Regions from separate parts of the Homo sapiens genome. Here region 2 is linked to region 1. Evidence: chromatin loops called from intact Hi-C (ENCODE). Cell type or tissue: PC-9. All regions are shown on one strand. Links, peaks and the distances in the headings refer to the core of each region. The heading gives the core; the rest is flanking DNA. Region 1 holds the start of MIR570 (microRNA 570). Region 2 has its middle 9.9 kb from the start of MUC4.

Region 1 (4,390 bases), core at 271-4,270:
TCTCATTGTGGTTTTGATTTGCATTTCTCTAATGATCAGTGACGATGAGTTTTTTTCATGTTTGTTGGCTGCATAAATGTCTTGAGAAGTGTCTGTTCATATCCTTTGCACACTTTCTGATGGGGTTGTTTGTTCTTGTAAATTTACTTAAGTTCCTTGTAAATTCTGGATATTAGCCCTTTGTCGGATGGATAGATTGCAAAAATTTTCTTCCATTCTGTAGGTTGCCTGTTCACTCTGCCTGGTCATATGCAGAAAACCGAAACTAGACCCCTTGCTGACACTTATACAAAAATTAACTCAAGATGCATTAAAGATTTAAACGTGAGACCTAAAACCAGAAAAATCCTAGAAGAAAACCTAGGCAACACCATTGAGGACGTAAGCATGGGCAAAGACTTCATGACTAAAACACCAAAAGAAATGGCAACAAAAGCCAAAATTGACAAAAGGTATCTAATGAAACTAGAGAGCTTCTGCACAGCATGACTGTATTTCAGTGCACGTTTACCACCGAGCTCTTAACGCTCCACCACTGTCCTGTGTCATTAGGATCCCAGCTCTGCAGCCATTCCTCTAGTTGGGCCTGGGTCGGCTCTGGGATGCCGCGGGGGGGCCGGTCGGCGGCGGAGGGGCCAGTGGGGACCCGGGGCAGGGGCGGAGACCCCTCCCACTGCACATCCCACTGCCTGGGTATCTGGCCCCCAACCGGCCTGCCCGCTGCTCCCACCTCCCATGGTGGGTCGGGGGCTGAGGGCTGGGGACTGGGGCAGGGTACCCCAAATATCTCTCGGTGGCGATCGCTCAGTCCGTGCAGTCCATCCAGCTCCTGCATTGTCCGTCCTACCAATAACCTCTCACTTGCAATTCTCAGCCCCTTCCTGCATTGTCTCCCTGTGAGACCTACTAGAACCCCCGCCTTTCACACTGCTGACCTGCTGGGGGAAAATGCACAGAGGCAGAGACGAGGCCACGCGGGAGTCCTGATCTCTAACCCCAGCCGGTCTCAGGCCTTGCCGAGGCAACGCTGCTTCCCCAGACACTCTCCCTTTCCCATTCTTTTTTTTTTTTTTTTTTGAGTTGGAGTCTCGCTTTGCCACCCAGTCTGGAGTGCAGCGGCGCGATCTCAGCTCACTGCACCCTCCACCTCCTGGGTTCAAGCGATTCTCCTGCCTCAGCCTCCCAAGTAGCTGGGATTACAGGCACACACCACCATGCCTGGCTAATTTTTGTATTTTTAGTAGAGATGGGGTTACACCATGTTGGCCAGGCTGGTCTCAAATGCCCGACTTCAGGTGATCCACCCGCCTCGAGCTCCCAAAGTGCTGGGATTACAGGCGTGAGCCATCGCGCCTGCCTTTACTTTCCCATTCTTAACGCCTCCCGTTTCAGACCTGTCCCCTTTTCCCCGCATTTCTGACTGTCACGGCACATCACAACCAGCAGACAGGGCTTCCCCTATTTCACAGGAGAAATAGAAGCCATCAGATGGGACCTCCTTCAAAGTCCTGCCACCAAACCTCAGCATGTACCTGGACCCACATGTATCCTCTTTTCCTTTGGGATTGAATTAGAGAGGTGCCGCTCGAAACCCGCTCCTGGGTGGGAGTCTTGGCTCTATCAGTTATGCCTCTATTCTGTATGTTTAACCTCGCCCTCGTAGGGGCATAAAACAGCATTTAAACAGGATCAAGCTTTCCATTTTAAAACTCCATACACTCCCTTAATTTCATCTCCTCCTCCACCTACTGCCCCATGTCTCTCCCTCTTCCTGGCTAAACGTCTCAAAAAAGTGGATACACTTTCTGTCAACTCCTAAACACTCCTCACGCTCATTTGGCCTCTGCTCCTCCCTTCCTCCTCCCACTTCATTGGAACTACTTCTGCCAAAGAGGATCCCTGAGTCAGCCTGACTGGTAACCCCAATGGACTCTACTCAATATGCAACATCCTTCACTTCTTAGCAGAGTTTGAAACAGCCTGACTCTCCTCTTCTGGCAACATTCTTTTCCTTGGTTTGGGGACGCTGTACTGTTCTGGTTTTGCCCCTCCCTCCGAGCATTCCTTGTGTTTGTCCTGGCCCATTTTCTCCTCTCATTCTACATCCTCTCCCCGGGGATTTTAGCTTCTCTCACGGCTCAGGTTACCATCTCCATAGTGATGACTATCAAATTCTGTACCTCATTTCCAGAGGCTCCTGACAGACTTGCTTGGTCAATATACTACTGGACATATTCATGAGACTGTCTCACACAGGCATCTCGAACCCAGTGTGTCCCACAATTCTCTTCCTATCCATGCCTGTTCCTCTTCCACTGCCTCATATGTCGGTGACTGTCCACCTTCTCTCTCTCTCCCCCTCTCCGTTTGGCTCATAGGAAAAGTGTCACCAAGGGCTGTAAGTGCAGATTTCTAATTATCCCCTAAATTTGAACATTTTTCCTCTCGAAAGTGTATGGCCATTACCCTATTACAGATCAACATCTTCAATCACTGGAATGATGGCAATAATCTAATTGGGTTCATTTTATCCTCTATCTAACAATGACAACTCATTGCCTACACAGCAGGTAGAAGGAGTTTGTTTTCAGAATTGCCCTCTGACCTATTTAAGACGCTCAGATATTCCCTGAGGCTCCTTGGCCTGGCCACAAAGGCCCTACACATTCTGGCTGCTTCCTCCTTTCCAGCATCCTCTCTCACGTCTCCTCTCCTCAGTTCCACCCTCAGGAGGCACCAGAATTCCTCACTTCTTTGACTACAAGGCACCGTCTTACTCCCAAGACCAGTGAATCCGAAGGTGGACCACCAGCTGAGGGACTAGATTCCAGACTGAATAGAACAACTTTCCCTGTCTCTCCACATAAAGTGTGTTTGTTTTTCCTCTTACAGGTTTCCTTAATGACAACAAAAAAGGGAGTAATCCTACCCACTGTAAGAGTCATGACTCTTGATTGCAGCTGACAGAAACTCATGACAGCCTGCTTTAGATGAAGGGGGAGAGAAGGACTGGAAGAATCTTGGAGTTGGGAATGTCACACGTAATTGAAGGAAGAACAAGAAAACTATAGTAAAGAACCCTGGGGTGGTGATGTAGTCATGGGCCAAGTGTCCTGGAACCCTGGGGTGGTGATGTAGTTGTGGGCCAAGTGTCCTGGAACCCTGGGGTGGTGATGTAGTCATGGGCCAAGTGTCCTGGAACCCTGGGGTGGTGATGTAGTTGTGGGCCAAGTGTCCTGGGTTTTGGGTGGAGAAAGAGTCCCCTAGATAAGTTATTAGGTGGGTGCAAAGGTAATTGCAGTTTTTCCCATTATTTTAATTGCGAAAACAGCAATTACCTTTGCACCAACCTGATGGAGTCCCCCTTGCCATGCTTCTCTCTGTGAAAAACCCCAAGCCGAAGTCAGCATAACATCCACAGGACTCTATGTTTGCAAAAGCCAGCTTAGCTATATTACATGTATAAGCACATTTTTTCAATAAGTCAGCCTTAGCTTACTGTAACTTTTTAACTTTATAAACTTAGTATTTTAACTTTTTAAACTTTTTTGTTGAAAACTAAGACACAAAAACACATGTTAGCCTAGATCCACACAGGGTCAGGGTCATCAGTATCACTGTCTTCCACCTCCACATTTTGTCTCTCTGGAAGGTCTTCAGGGGCAATAACACACATGGAGCTGTCATCGCCTGTGGTAACAATGCCTTCTACAGTACTTCCCAAAGGGCCTGCTAGTTCACTTAATTCTTTTATAGAGAGAAGGAGTACACTCTAAAACACTGATCAATAGTATATTATAGTAAATACATAAACCAGGAACACATTTATTATCATTATCACGTATTGTGTATTGTACAGAATGGTGTGTGCTGTGCTATCCAGGAACACATTTATTATCATTATCAAGTATTGTGTACTGTACAGAATGGTGTGCGCTGTGCTTTTATGCAAGTGGCAGCACAGTAGCTTTACACGAGCATCACTAGACACATGAGTAGCATTGCACTCGGCAACAGGAATTTTTTCAGGCCCATTATTATAATCTTATGGGACCGCATCCTATATGCAGTTTGTCATTGACCAAAATGTCCTTATGCGATGCATGACTATATTTGCAAAGGACTAGTATCTAGAATACATTTAAAAGTCTTAAAATAGTAACAAAACAAAGAATGCAATTAGAACATGAGCAAAAGATACAAAGCAACATTTCACTGGAGAAGATATACAGATTGCAAATAAGCACATGAAAAGATGTTTGATACCATTAGGGAAACGCTTCTTTAAACCAGGAGATATCACCACGTGTTAGAATCAACAAAATAAGGCCAGGCATGGTGGCTCACACCTGTAATCCCAACACTTTGGGAGGCTGGGGCAGGCAGATCA
Region 2 (4,390 bases), core at 118-4,117, 120 kb after region 1:
TGTGGCTCACGCCTGTAATCCCAGCACTTTGGGAGGCCGAGGCGGGCAGATCACCTGAGGTCGGGAGTTCAAGACCAGCCTGACAAACATGGAGAAACCCCATCTCTACTAAAAATACAAACTTAGTAGAAATGTTGGTGGTGTGCACCTGTAGTCCCAGCTACCTGGGAGGCTGAGGGAGGAGAATCACTTGAACCTGGGAGGCGGAGGTTGCAGTGAGCTGAGATCACACCACTGCACTCCAGCCTGGGCAACAAGAGCGAAACTCCGTCTTGAAATAATAAAATAAAATAAATAGAATAATTACTCCGGAAGCCTAAAAATGATGGGTGGATTAAAGACTCTGCAGGTGGGTGGGGAAAAGGTGGAGAACCCCTTCCCATCCCAGCTCTTTCCTGGGTGAGCTCCCAGCTATGATCCAGGACCAACTGCCAGGCTTCTCATTTTGATACTGGACACTATGCTTAGCCCAGCGACTGTCCTGAAGAAAGTGATCCAGACAAAATTTGAACAGAGAAAGAAGGCAGTGAGATTAGCCCATCAGGCTGGAAAGTGAGACTTGTTCCTTGTTCCCCTTGCTCCCTGGGGAGAGGAGGCACCAGCTGAAGCTGGCCAGGGGACAGAAGAGGGGTCTGGTGAGCTCTGCTCCCCGGTGTGCAGGGGAGGCAGAATGCAGGCAGAGGAGCAGCCTGACAATGCGACGGACACATTACCACGTGGCCCTATGTGCCCTCACGGGGTCACGAGCTAGTGGAATCTAAACATGGAGAGAGGATCATTTAGCAACAGGGTCTGTGGCCCTGGGCATGACTGTGTGCCAGGCAACAGACAAGCCTCAGTGAGGGCCATCCAGGAAGGCCTCTGCCTTAGTGCTCACAAACTCGGTGGCTTCAAACAAACAGGAATTTATTCTTTCACAGTTTGGAACCCAGAAGTCCAAAATCAAGGCGTGGGCAGAACCACACTCCCTCCGGAGGTTCTGGGGTGGAGCCCTCCTGGCCTCTCTCCTGGTTTCCAGGGGTGGCTGGCCATTCTCCGCATTCCCGGGCTGGCAGCCGTGTCCCTCCAGCCTCTGCCTCCATCGTGTTGTGTGGCCATCTTCTCCCCTGTGCGTGTGTCTCTGTTTCCTCTTCTCATAAGGACACCAGTCACTGGATTAGGCTCTGCCTCAATTCGGCATGACCTCAGTTTAACTTAACTAATAACCTCTGCAAAGACCCTATTTCCAAATAAGGTCACATTCTGAGTGACATGAATTTTGGGGGACACGTACTCACCCCAGTACAACCTCCTTGAAGAAAATTTGGGGCAGGGTAGGTGTATGGGTCATGACAATAGATGATTCTTGCCGAATGATGACCTATTTGGGAAGACCAGCAGGTGTGCCCACATCACCCTGGGCTGGCTCTGGAAATCCCCCAAATCTCGGCTCTTGTCACCACTGAGTCAGGAGCCAGGCGGCATGACCAAGGGACCAGCTTGACTATTCCTCGATCTAACTTCTTGGATCATGAGGCCAGGCAGATGGCAGCCCCAGGAGCCCTCAGCTGTAGCTCATCAGGCCCGTGCTGAGACCACCCCCTCCCCTGCCCAGGAGGGCAGAAAAGCAGGGCCCAGGCAGCAGTGGCCACACCTGCCTCAGTGGTTTCAGCCCTGCTCTCTCAAAGGTTGACCTGCTATTGACTGGAAGGTATCACATTCCCTTGTTTCCTTCTGTAACCAGAGAAGAAGGTAAGGGGTAAGGGTGGGAGAGGGGAGAGAGACAGGACAGTATATCTAAAAATAAACGTACCCCACCTCAACCTCAAGCATTGCACAGAAAGGTGTGTCCGCCTGCTCTTCACCCGCCTGTGACCCCCGCATTCCCTCCAGGTGAGCAGGAGCCCGACCTAGACACTCTCTTTAGCCTACACATGCCAGACTCTCCCTTTAGAGGAAAAAGGGACTTCTCACCAAGCCACACCCCTTGAAACTGCTTCCTCGGGTGCACCTGGAGTGTTCTCACTCCTCGGCCCCAGTTCCCACTCACACTTCCTGGAGCTGGAGGAGGGGGCAAGAGGGTGATGCGTCATAAGCCTGCATGGACATTGTCACTGAAATGAAAGCTCAGCTTCCAGGGTCCGGAGACGGCTTTGGCCCCAAGGTGCCAGGGACAGCATAAGCTGCCGGGACCTGGCGAGGCCCAGGGGGCGAGCCTTCGGGCAACATCTAGCCTGGCACTCCTGGTTTCGTGCTGGAGGAGCAGGGTGAGAGAGGGGCTACTGTTGAGCTGTAGGAGGCAGAGTGGGTGCTGGGGGAAAGAGCAGGAGCTTTGGAGTCACTGTGGGCAAGCCACTTCCTAGCTGAGCCTCAGTCTCCATGTCTGCACAGTGGGGAGAGTAGACGTAATTCCTATTAGCTTAGTACGTCGTAGATTCTCAGCAAATGTTAGCGTCCCCACGCCACCGCCCCCCAGATGTGGGCATGGAAAGAGAAACAAACTATTTGGAAGGAGAGTCTGGGGTTGTTCTGGGTGGAGGGCCAGGTCATAGACATGATGTGGTGGCAATGCCTGATTCTGGCTGAGGGAATCATTCTGGAATGGTGAGGGGGTGGATCTGGCCACAGGGCTCAGGAGACTATTGTCGTCTCAGGGGTCCTCACAAAGTGGCTGGGCCAGGTGAGCTGGTGTTTCTTATATGCGGGTAAAGGTGTTGCTCGTATGCAGGTAAAGGTGTTTCTCGTATGCGGGTAAAGGTGTTTCTCGTATGCGGGTAAAGGTGTTTCTCGTATGCGGGTAAAGGTGTTTCTCGTATGCGGGTAAAGTGTTTCTCATGCAGGTAAAGGTGTTTCTCATATGTGGGTAAAGGTGTTTCTGATATGCAGGTGAAGGTGTTTCTCATATGCGGGTAAAGGTGATTCTCACATGCGGGTAAAAGGTGTTTCATGCAGCAGTTGGCAAGTTGGTAACTTCTTCAAGCCCTGTGATTTCGAGATGGGGAGAGAAGTCTGTGAGAATGCAGTTTTGAGAAGCAGAAGCAATGAGGTCGCATCAGCCTACTGCCGAGCATAACACACAAGGGCAAAGAAGACGGGGGTCTGGGATTGGAGGGCTTCTTAAAATTCTGACACTAGACCAACTTTCCAAGTTGTTAAAGCCTGCAGACCCCAGATGTAATCTGTCAGTGTGAGAGGAGTTAAATGTCAGCTCCAATATCTACATTATAATAATTGATACATATTACCTAATAATCAATATATTGTGATGTTATATCATAGCATTTATTACATACAACACAGTTACTATTATATTAGCTTCATCTACATGTGAGATCTGCTTTTTAAAAAACTTACTTTATTTTTTATAGAGATAGGGTCTTACTTTGTTGCCCAGGCTGGTCTTTTTTTTTTTTTTTTTTTTTTTTGAGACAGAGTCTCACTCTGTTGCCCAGGCTGGAGTGCATGATCTCTCTGCCTCCCGGATTCAAGCGATTCTCCTGCCTCACCCTCCTGAGTAGCTGGGATTACAGGCGTGCGCCACCACGCCCAGGTAATTTTTGTATTTTTAGTAGAAACGGGGTTTCACCATGCTGGCCAGGCTGGTCTCAAGCCCCTGACCTCAAGTGATCCACCCGCCTCGGCCTCCCAAAATGCTGGGATTACAGGCATGAGCCACCACGCCTGGCCAAGATTCACTTAAAAAAAAAAAACTGCTTTAAAAACATTCATAAGCCGTTATTGCCTGGAGAGTCTTTGAATGTGTCACACCCTTTAACACGCAGGAGCAGCCAATCCCCAAAGCCCTGGTCACGTGATGACAATTAGGCCACCTACCCTCCGTTATTCTGGCCCCTCTGCCAAGAGGCAGGCCCTCACCCAACTGACCCTACCAGCGCAGGGGCCTGAGTGCGGCTCTCCAAAGAAACTTGATGTTGGCATTCAGCCACAAGCCCGGCTCTCAGAGGAACCTGGTGTGGGAAAGACGCCCCACCTCCAGCCCCTGTGCCGTCAGAGTCAAGATCACTGTACTTTGCATAAAGTATTAGGAAAAAACCCAAATTCTTGCTCTTTGATTAGAGCCTCTCCTTCTTTCCCCACCAGCCCTCTGCAGAAGCAAGAGGCAAAACTAAAACTCAGGTGTTTTTATCCGTGAGTCTGTGTTTCTGTGTAAGTGATCTATGCATTTAAAAACCAATAACTTACTTTATCCTTCTCAGGACCTGAAGTATGGTCTTTCATCAGATGCCTACAGAGGGTAGGAAGGCCAGGAAGAGGTGGGGAGGGCAGGAGGGGAGCGCTGAACAAATGTAGAGGTTGGATCCAGGCGTGCGGATCAGACCTTGAACTAAGGAGCCATGGAGAGCACAGAGCCCCCAGGGACACGGGAAGACGGTTGTCCTGGGTAGATGGC

The links. Hi-C counts contacts between places; a loop is a spot of excess contacts. Peaks named below come from ENCODE experiments on the same cell type or tissue, not always from the same donor. Only the 100,000 strongest peaks of a DNase experiment are listed, where the experiment ranks them.
Region 2: it touches region 1 in a loop (8-fold over the local background); 2 of 110 quality-filtered maps call a loop at or near these places.

Annotation. Positions count from the first base shown.
Region 1 is chr3:195,696,138-195,700,527 of GRCh38, forward strand. The region is part of intron 2 of MIR570HG (MIR570 host gene); the gene reads left to right. MIR570 (microRNA 570) reads left to right here and starts at 3,264; the gene lies at 3,264-3,360. It overlaps LOC124909477 (a long non-coding RNA gene), which reads left to right and starts at 408. Exons shown (of 2, transcript XR_007096227.1): 1 at 408-452; 2 at 2,893-2,933. In PC-9, for the core only: no CTCF peak of the experiment used is centred there; DNase peaks (open chromatin) are centred at 1,904 and 2,644; H3K4me3 peaks cover 947 bases; H3K27ac peaks cover 3,652 bases.
Region 2 is chr3:195,819,632-195,824,021 of GRCh38, forward strand. No RefSeq gene overlaps it. Among named protein-coding and RNA genes, the nearest start is that of MUC4, 9.9 kb to the left of the region's middle. RefSeq lists enhancers at 1,033-2,232, 4,028-4,390. In PC-9, for the core only: no CTCF peak of the experiment used is centred there; DNase peaks (open chromatin) are centred at 1,920, 2,890 and 3,810; H3K4me3 peaks cover 3,129 bases; H3K27ac peaks cover 3,750 bases.